2 separate regions of the Homo sapiens genome follow, and region 2 is linked to region 1. A link is a loop called in an ENCODE intact Hi-C map of the cell type or tissue named here. Cell type or tissue: ascending aorta. All regions are shown on one strand. Links, peaks and the distances in the headings refer to the core of each region. The heading gives the core; the rest is flanking DNA.

Evidence for each region. Peaks named below come from ENCODE experiments on the same cell type or tissue, not always from the same donor. Only the 100,000 strongest peaks of a DNase experiment are listed, where the experiment ranks them.
Region 2: it touches region 1 in a loop (2.6-fold over the local background); 4 of 110 quality-filtered maps call a loop at or near these places.

The regions. Positions count from the first base shown.
Region 1 is chr1:61,840,151-61,845,542 of GRCh38, reverse strand. All of the region lies in intron 17 of PATJ (PATJ crumbs cell polarity complex component), which reads right to left. Among named protein-coding and RNA genes, the nearest start is that of MIR12132, 3.2 kb to the left of the region's middle. In ascending aorta, for the core only: a CTCF peak has its summit at 2,429 (motif pointing right); no DNase peak of the experiment used is centred there; H3K27ac peaks cover 4,073 bases.
Region 2 is chr1:61,604,072-61,609,463 of GRCh38, reverse strand. No RefSeq gene overlaps it. Among named protein-coding and RNA genes, the nearest start is that of TM2D1, 120 kb to the left of the region's middle. RefSeq lists an enhancer at 2,124-3,323. In ascending aorta, for the core only: no CTCF peak of the experiment used is centred there; DNase peaks (open chromatin) are centred at 2,268 and 2,623; H3K4me3 peaks cover 835 bases; H3K27ac peaks cover 4,159 bases.

The DNA of each region.
Region 1 (5,392 bases), core at 237-5,236:
ATAAAAATTATGTCAGTGAAGAGCTTTGGCCAGGTGAGAGGAGTAAAGGCAAGGGATCATAAGGCTTCAAGAATAATCTGAAGAAAAGCTTTTAAAATTATATTAAGTATGTTTCTCTAGAATGACAAAATAACTAGAAATTTCTATCACCTTTCAGTTGAGCCATAATTATGAAGAATTAGTATTGTTTTTGGTCTACAGACTATACCTGACAAAACCACAGACTCAGGAGCTCAGCTCCATTTACTAACTGGGTGGTCATGAGTGAACTCCTTAACCTCAGCATCAGTTTTCCTTATCCATAAAACAAGGATGATTACAGGACCTACAGCCTGGAGGTTGTAGAAGATTTTATCAGTCAATATACCTAAAGTGTTTTAAACAATTCCTGACACAGAGTACAGTAGTCCCCCCTTATCTATAAGGAATACGTTCGAAGACCCCCAGCAGATACCTGAAACCACAGATAGTACCAAGTCCTATATATATTATGATTGTTCCCTTACATACTTACCTGTTGTATTAGTCCATTTTCACACTGCTCTAAAGAACTACCTGAGACTGGGTAATTTGTAAAAGAAAGGAGGTTTAATTAACTCACAGTTTCGCATGGCTGGGGGGCACCTCAGGAAACTCACAATCATGGTGTAACGCAAAGGGGAAGCAAGGCACATCTTACACAGCAGCAGGAGAGAGAGAGAATGAGGGGGGAGCTTCCACACACTTTTAAACCATCAGATCTTGTGAGAACTCACTCATTATCATAAGAACAGCATGGGGGAAACCATCCCCATGATCCAATTACCTCCCACCAGGTCCCTCCCCTGACACATGGGGATTATAATTTGAGATGAGATTTGGGTAGAGACACAGAGGCAAACCGTATCACCTATGATAACGGTTAATTTATAAATTAGGCACAGTAAGAGATTAATAACAATAATAAAAAAAGAACAAGTATAACAATACACGGTAATAAAATTTATGTGAATATGGTCTCTCTCAAAAATAGCTTAATATTTTCAGACTGCAGTTGACAGTGGGTAATTGATGCCATGGAAAGGGAAACCTCAAAAAAGAGGGAACTGTAAGCAGTACGTAATTGTTAGCTATTAAACCATGTGGCCATGTTTTCCAAATAAAAAATCAGAACACAAAGTTTTCAAAGGATTTTTCATTAAAATAAATAAAATTTGAAAGTTAAGGAAAATATTAAGCAATTTAGTTACAAAAGAAAATAAAAACATGAAATCAGGACTAACTTATTAATTCTGGGTTATTCACTGTGGCTGGAATGTCCAATCCCTTACTGTCCACACAGCAGACCTCAATTCCCCCTGGGGCCTCTCTGGATCCCAAGAAATAACACTCAGAGAGTCTTTTAGTCTTACTTTCACCATTGCTAAAATTATAACATATTGTACAGAGCTGTTGCCAAGTCTGTTCTCTTTATTCTGTTGTAATATATGCTTATTTGTCCGCTGTCTGTCTACTCCAAATTGAATTTAAACTCCATGAGGACAGACTTCATCTAATTTGTTCACTGCTAGCTCCCCAATGCCTAGAACAATACCTGGAAGAGGAGATGCTCAGCAAATATTTATTATATATAGGAGTATACCTTTTCATTTTTATAGTCTCCATACTGGCTCGTATCTTTTAAAGGTGAGAATGAATAACAAGCACAACAAATCTGTACCCAGATTCTATCTTTGAAAATCTTCATTATCATTATCATCATTTTTCAGTAAATATAATAGGAACACTGATTATTTTGAGTTAAGAAAAGCATAGGCATTTATATGCATTTTTTTTTTTTTTTTGAGACCTGATCTCACTCTGTCACCCAGGCTGAAGTGCAGTGGTGTGATCGCAGCTCACTGCAGCCTCTGAACTCCTGGACTCAAGCCTCCCGAGTAGCTGGGACTACAGGTGCACGCCACCATGCCTGACTAAGTTTTTTTGGTTTTGTAGAGACAGTTTCACTGTGTTGCCCAGGCTGGTCTTGAACTCTTGGCCTCAAGTAATCCTCCTGCCTCAGCCTCCCAGTGTTGGGATTACAGGCATGAGCCACCACACCCAGCCTATATTCATCTTTTTATTTAGTCCTTGTAATCTTATAAAGCAAATATTACTTCTATTTTAGATATTATCATTTTAGTAAACAGAGAATAAGAAAGACTAACAAGCTTGCCAAAGTCCCAAGAGTATATCCAGAATGCAAACCTGGACGTTTGGGAGCTTTCTGACTCGTAAGCTAGTCCTCTCAACCATACCATATGTTCAGTGCTGTACTGATAAATGTAATATCAGATTAAAATAAAATACAGAGGAAAGGGCTGAAAGGGAAACTTGAGCCCTAGAAATGGTGTGTAAAAATCAGCCAGTCAAGTCAATCTGCTTTCAAGCATCATTCACAGACTAGATGTTTGGTACCAGAAGGAGGCAGCACCACTTCCTGGCACTCACTGGGAAAGCCTGGCTTTTCTGGATCACTGCCTGCTCCAAATGACACTCACAAACAAGGTGGAGGAGCACAAATCATCACACCTTGAACAAACAGATTTCCAATACCTACTTGTTAATCTGATTCAATCACTCTGGCACACTCTAGGAAGGGCTATGACTTTATCTACTACCATGGTTCTTAATACTGACATCACACTCAACTGGGAACTCCAGAACACATCCATTGCTACAGGTAGAAGACTGGTGATGAAACACCTCTGGGGACCGAGTTTCTTCTTTCGATTAACTGTTCCTATTCCTTTTTTTTTTTAATAGCTGTTCTGTTTTTTAATTACATGAGGGACAGATGCATAGCCAGGCTGATACCCACTCACTTCCTGGATATCTTGAGCACTTTGCAGGAGAGATGTGATTACCAGTTATGGCAGTAAATCTGAGCACCTTTATGGCCACATTTTAGCTCTCCATGGCCATTCCAAAAACACTAATATTTATAGTTTGGCCACGTCTGAAACACTCACTAAAGGTAATACAGTAGATTCACCATCTTCAGGATCCTCTCCTCCTCAACAATGCCTTCAAGTATGAAGCAGAAACTGTCATGGATAAACACGTGTTAAAAGGAAAGCTACCCTATGAGAAAGCTGACAAGCATTTGCTGCTTGCCTGTTATTCTCTTTCGCCCCCACTAGACACAATGGGATTTTTTGCCACATTCGTATTCCAGAGCGATGAAATCCCTGCAAAGTTCAACATCAGGCCTGACTTAAGATCTTTGAGGCCTCCTGCTAACTTTATCCCCCTGCAGCTGCCTCACTAAGGCAAGCTTTTGATCTGTACTATCTGGATTTCAAGCTGATATACACACAGCCTCTTTGATCTCTTATTAAGTGGCTTCTGGTCTCCTGATGCCTTTAGTCTTGCTGCACTGAGGTTTTTGGAAGTCAGTCGTCATCCTGAGCACACTACAAACTGCACACACCAGGAGTGGGCTCCCTTCATTCACCCACTTTGCAGGCTTGAAAAGCAAAACTTAAGCCATGAGAGAATTTCCCCAGTAGCCACAATCAATCCACTCCATGAGCACACCACTAAGAATTATTTTTCAAATGAAGCAGCTTAAAATGATTTAAGGGATACAGAACTTTCCCATAGAGGGAAAGGAAGCAAATCCTCTGTGAAAAGAAATCTTCAGCCCAGTTGGCACTGGAACTTACAGTACTTTGATGTTAATAAAAATAAATGTGGATAGGAGTCAGGGATGGGCAAAAAGTAGCCTTTATCAGTTCCCCTAAGTTCCGTTAAGCAAAAAGTGACCTTTAAATGCAGCTGTGTGGTTTGTTCAACAGTAAGGCATATGATATATCTGCAAGACTACAGATACTGCCATTAGTAGCAGATTGACTGCATTTTGCTTAGTACCAATATCTTATATGGGTGACGTGGACCCAAAGAGCTCCCAAAAAAAAAAAAGGCAAGAGAAAAAAAAAACCTAGATGTCAGTGGCCATGTTATAAGATCCCTTGAGCATTAATGTGAAACTGTATAATAACTTATAGTACATGCCTATCCTTTATATTTTAGATTCTGGAAATAATATGGTTACATACCTGACTTTATAGTGTTACCACTCTATATACTATTAATGTGTTAAAATTATATCAATACCTATCAAATGCTAAATCCTACATTCTGTAAACTGATTAGCTAAGATGAACATGAAGACAGTAGGCTTGCACAGGCTATTGAAAACTATATACTGATATTAGCATTTACTCAAATTCTCAAATCTCTTGGTAAAAATTAAAGTCCTAATGCCCTCCCCCCAACCCCACCACTTTAAGCTAAATTCTCTAATAAACAAAAGTAAAACAAGATTAAAATTTGTGGAAGAAGAAATAAATAAATAAAATTAAGTGGAAGAAATAGAAATAGAGTTTGGGGCACTAATATCATAGTCTGAATATAAACACTTTATGCCCACTTAGCTACAAAGGCCAATAAATTAATTACCGCCATATATAAAGTTGAAACAAAATTGATAGTTATATATTGCTATCACTTAATCTGTCCACATCATAGAAAACCATTAGCAAATTCATGAATTACACACCTGCTTACACTATCTTCCATGAGAATTATCGGAATAAAGAAATAACTCTACATAAGAAAGGATCCATTTTAAGTGGTCTAAATATATTTGAGTCTCACAAACTTAAATGCAAGCTATTTGGTAAATATGTACCAAAATTTAAAAGATACAGTATGCTCTTCTGATGAGTAATTCCACTTCTAGGAATTTATCACCTACCTATTACAAGATTTATTCCCACCTTTTAACAAAAGAGTATCACAAAAATATCCACTAAAGCCTTACTTAAAATGCCCACCAACTGGGTACAGGAGGCTGATGAAATAAATTATTGTACATCAACAATAAAAATACTATGTAGTCATTAAAAAGAGGTAGCTCTATAAGTACCAAAATGAAAGAGCATATAATTTTAAGAAAAAAAATACAGAGCCTTTAAAGTGTGTATGATATAATCCATTTATATGTCAAAGTTTTTTTAAAATTAAATAAGTACTATTACTTATATAACCATGTATATATAAAATGTTTCTGGAAGGATGGACAAGAAAAACCAAGGTTTTTTACCTGGAAGAAGTAAGGGATTATGGTCAGAGGTAGATTTACTTGTCACAGGATATCTTTATACACCTTTGAATTTTTCTGCCATATGTATGTATTACCTATTTTTAAAACATTTTCAATGTGCTCAGAAAGTCATTCTGTTGTGCATAGGGTAAGGAAAAAGACAACTTAAAGACATACATGAAATGTATACAATCCCGTCCTACAACTTTTATAAATCTTTTAAAAAGAGAATTCTAACAGAGTTAATAGGCAGTCAAAACTACA
Region 2 (5,392 bases), core at 76-5,075, 240 kb after region 1:
ACTGGTAAGGGAGAAATTGGGAACAGGTCCTGAGGGGGCTATATGTTGTCTTTCAGATCAGAGGCCTCTTCATTGTCTTCAAGCAAGGAGAAGTTCTTGCTCTTATTAGGGAGGAATGGACATTTCTCAGGCTGAAAGAATTCAGAGAAGTCTAGGAGTTCAAAATTTGAAGGGGCATTCAACCACATGATTCCAAGTGTTCAGTCCTATTTGTTTCCCAGCCAAGGCCCTGACCCTGCATAACAGATATGCTTTGGTTGGTCATTTAACCTTTTCTGGTGCTTGGCCACTTTGACCTTAACTTTCTCTGCCCTCTCACCGCAGTAGATGACAGCCTCATTATGAGCTGCTAGGGAGCTAATTTCTCATTATATCCTCACATGGAAGAGGAGCGGGGAAAGCTCTCTGGAGTCTCAGCTGCCGTCTCCTGACTCCACCATCAAAAAGGCCGGTTATCCCATGGCCCAGCTTCTAGATTTCCCGGCTAGGGGTCAGAATACAAGCCATGGTGGTATCTGCCAACATGTTACTCTCTCCATGTGGTGCAATGGAAACCCCTTGCACATGGCTTGAAATGAACGTGGTAGATCCCTGCATTGTTAACTCCCCATCTTCTGCCAACTCACATATAAACCCCTTTATAGAAAAGTGTAGGAACTCAAAGTGCTGTTCAAAAAGTCCTAGATTATACCTGCCACTTAGAAAAAGAGAAGCCTGTCAATTTTACAGTCACTAAGTATGCTTTCTACTTAGTTGTTGCAAGGTCAGAAAGACCCACTTATCCAATTAGTGGGGACATGAGACAGTGATGGCTCTGTCTTAAAATAGATAGAAAGGATGATGCTGGGAAAAGAATTCTGACCCTAATTTAAGAAAGATGCTATTAAAATAATGAGTCAGTGTTTCAAATGATGTATCTAAGGAGATGTTCTAGCCAGTCTTGTAGGTTCTGTTCTTAAGAGCGAGATCTCTTTAACAGAGACCACCAGGAAGAGTGAAATGCAAGGATGGAGAGCTCACTTGCTCACAATGACATCAATCTTAGAACTTTTATACTCACCAGGGAAATTTCTTTGCTGAAAAAGTGTTAGATGGAAGAACAGTAGAGGTTACTCAGGCAGTAGTTATTACTGTTGTTTTCAATCAGCTTTCTTAGGTTGAAAGTATGAATGAATTTTTTCTGTATGAATAAAGAACACTTATTTGCTAAAAAAAATTAGCAATTTTTTTTGAGGAGTCTCATGCATCAGGCACTGAAGAAAGAATAGTAAAGAAGATATTAAAAGGGGACTTATAGACTATTAGTAGAAGAGAATGTTAAGAATATACTTAAAGAAATCTGTAGCATCACCTGTAGTATTTTTCCAATAAATTTGCCTTGAAGAACAGTGATTTTGTATTTTACCTCTTAATATACAGGCTACAAGACAATCTCAATTCAAAAGACAGTGAAAATTATAATAATAATGCCATAAATTATAACTGTAATAATAATTTTATTTTGTAAGTAATATTTATCGAGCACTCACTATATACTAGACTCTATGCCAAGCACATTTGTAGATTAGTTTATTTAATTTTTATAACAACACTTTTAGATAAGTTTATTATTTTTCTGTTTTTATAGACGTGAAATTTAAGGCACAATCATGGGATGGCAGTCTGATTCTTAACCATGGCTTCATGCAATCTGGGAGTGAAAACACTGCACGGATTCCCTCAGCTGTAGATGGAATCAGTTGTAAATGGGATCTGTCCTCAGGCGATTAGAGCAGCTAGCCCAAGTTTTCTTGGTTACAAGGGAAAGGCTTCTGGCGCTCACCTCGATTTTGTGATTTTTCATGTGTGTAAATGATAAGAATCTACTAGATTTTCTCCTAGAGCACATTTGTTCCATTAGTATTATCACCTTGGCCTGCTTTGTGTTTGAAAAATCAGTGACATCCTGTTGTAAGCTTTCATCTTGCTTCCCTCATATGAAATCGTACTCAGAGCAGCGAGGCATTTGAAAGCAATGAACTTCAGGGAATTGTCTAGGCATCTGGGAATAACAAAGCCTTCGTGAAATATTCTCACTGCCCGTGGGCTATGTGAGCCCCAAATGCATCACACCCTTTACAAGGGAGCCTCTTCCTTGCCTGGCAGAACTGAGATCCGCTCCAAGAACACTTCCTTGACTCTAGCTGGTGCCCACTGGTGCTCTATTGGTGGTTCCAAAACCTCCTCTTTCAGAGGCAGAAAGAAGCTCATGGTTCCACGGTGGGGTGCCAAGTACTTCACCCCACTGCTACGTACTTGACCGCATGGAGATGAATTTCAGGAATATCTGCTAGGAAAGAAAGACAGGACCTCATGCTGAGAGAAAAAGTCCCCCAAGTTGAGTTGGCGCTCTGGAAAACAACTGGATATGTCATTAGTCTTTATTACAGTTTCCACAGACTAAAAAAATTGTTTATAAAACAAAAGCAGCCTACAATTTGGTATGGTAACATTTTTTAGAATTTTGTTTTTGCACAGCAGAAAACAGGGCCGATGTGGTCATGGTGGAAATGAAGCCAGTTCTGTTACCCCAAAGCACCTCTCCTAAAACACTAATCTGAGTAAGCCAGGCCCGACGTTGCCAGGAACAGCCGGCAAGGCTCTTTGGAGAGACTTCCGGGACAAAACGCTCCAAACAACCACAGCAAAGCCCCACACCATGCAACAACTTGTACATGGCACACCCAGGCTCTGATGGCTCACATTTTTAGAAGTAGAAGAAAATCTACCAGTTCCCCTCCTTTCTTCCATTCCAGTGGGAGTTAATCACAGTTGTTATTTCCTGGACAGTATCTTGGTATACATGATTCTCGCCTTTCCTCTACCACGAAGACGTCCTAGGCAAATGGAGACATCTCTCTTGTTTGCAGTTCTTTGGTTCTCAGTCAGTGAAATATGCCAAGTGAAACATCCAAGTTTCCTGCTCGATGCTTTGGGCCAGATCATGTGAAAACTAAAGAAAATCCATGTTTCCTGGCTTGGAGAACAAGAGTAACCAGCTACTTATTAATCGCAAAGGAAGTGTTACAAAAAGGTTAGACTCATGGTGAGAAAGCAAAACTGTTTAGGAAATCTATTAAAATTTGGGGGTTGGGAGACCTCCTTTTGGTTTTTTCTTCATTTTCCATGTGACTAGAATAATTTATTTTTCCCTTTCCTGTCATTCTGAAATTAAATTCAGAAGTGCCTGCCGCAAGCAAGAAATTTTAGGGAACGTTCTTATATTTTAGAGGCTACTGTACTTTGGAAACTATTTGGATAGTTCTTACACCTATATTTTCTCAGGAAAATAAAAATAGATTCTTCATTTGTCTGATTCATTCAATGGCATGATGACTCAGGGCTGAACAAGGACAGACAAGTCTCTTGCCCTCAGCAATTTGTATGTTATAAGTGGGGGAGATATACAATCAACTTGTAAATTCAAAAATCTATAATTTAATTTCCAACAGCAATAACACTTTAAGGAAAAATAAGGCACTATATTAAGATAAGGATATAGAAAATGAATAGGTAAGGTGATTAGAGAAGACTTCTTGGAGGAGAAGATACCTGAGCAGAAAGACTGGAAGGAGTGAGCCATACATAGTTCTAGAGGAAAGGCATTCCCTAGACAGGCAAAGCCAGTGGCTGATGCCAGTGTGGAAGGGGAAGTGGTGGTGTTTGAGATTAGAAAGGTAAGCAGAGACCAAAGCCTGTAGGCTCCCGTTTAGCATGACAAGGCATTTATATTTTATTCCAAGTGTCATGGGAAGCTTTCGGGAGACTTTGTTTATTGTTAACTTGTTCTCTACTCAGTTCCAAAAAGAGGTAGAAATACTTTTATTTATTTATTCAGCAATTATTTATTGAGTATTAACCATATATCACCTGGGTTCAGTGCTAAAAGAGTTGTGACCTCTGTAACCAAATGACAGAATAAGAAAATAACATGAACAACTAGAAAAAAGTAGAATGTGGAAAGTTCCAGAAGAGAGGGAAAAATACTACTACTACTACTACTACTACTACTAATAATAATAATAATAATAATAATATAACAAGAACATGAACTACAAATATCAATGGAGTCCTTTTTGTGTATTCGGTACTCTATGTATTATCTCATAATGACTCAGTGTCTTATGTACTATTATTATTATTCTCTGAAGTCAGAAAAGCAAAGTAATACTATAGGTTAGAAAGTGAACAAGTCAAGAAGTCAGGATTTGAATCCAGGGTTGTCTGATTCCAAAGCACAAGGTTGACCAACTTAGAGGAAGGAGCTAACGAGATAAGCAATTGTGTTCTCCAATATTTCCTGAAAATAACAATGATCCTAAGTTTGGGAAACTCAATATGTATAGCTGCTGCTCATAGGAATAAAATATTTTATCTACTGCATGGGGGCCAGATTGATTTCAGGTATATATTCCAAAATTAAACAAGTATGGCATTGTAAAGATGAGTATTAATTTCTTTAAAAAATGATTACAAAACATTGCAAGGAAAACCGCCCACAAACTGTTATTTTTACTTCATGAAGCATGTTGCAATCTGTAATAACTGTGTCCTTTTTGTCCTTTCCTCATTTTTTTCTTTCCTCCCCCACTGTACTGTAGTCACCATAAGGGTAAAAACTAGGTCTTTCTTCCCCATGGTATCTCCAGAGCCTAACACAGTGCCTCAAACACAGTAGGGGCTCAATTACTATTTGTTGGATGAATGAATGAATGAAACTTCATTTCATTTCTTTGCAAGGCCTGCTTTTACTGCCATGTGGCACTCCAGATAGCATGCAGAGATGGCAGAGAGACTAATAAACACCTGAGGTATTTTGCGATTCATGGCTGACCAGTGCTGACCCTTTATTTAATTAAATCTTTCACTTGTGAGTGAATCATTTCTTCCATTAATTAAAATAGGATACACATGTGTCTCTGTAAAGTATGTGTCAAAAGAAAGCATTCCACCTAAAATATACAGGAGGCGCTGACCACCACGGCGAGTCATCCATCATAATCTGCTAAAAAGATGGGCTCTGGAATTAGAACTAACACAATCATCTTTTATGCCCTCAAAAATATTAGTTGCAGCTTCTCAACCAATCTATCAGCTCCTGCATTAATATAAGGAGGAATGCATAGGGTGAAGCCATAAGAGAACTGTTTAGTTTGGAGGGCAGAGCATGCCCCCCAGCACTCCAGGAATGCCATCATCTCTAATAACTGCTTGGAGCCCTCGCTCTCTGGAGACTAGCATCTTGACAATTAGAGCTGGAAGACAGCAGGGACTGCACTGTTGCAAGACAACACGTGCTTCTTCAAACCCTCTGGAAGTAAAAAAGATGCTAGCAAGAACGGATGGTGCTGTT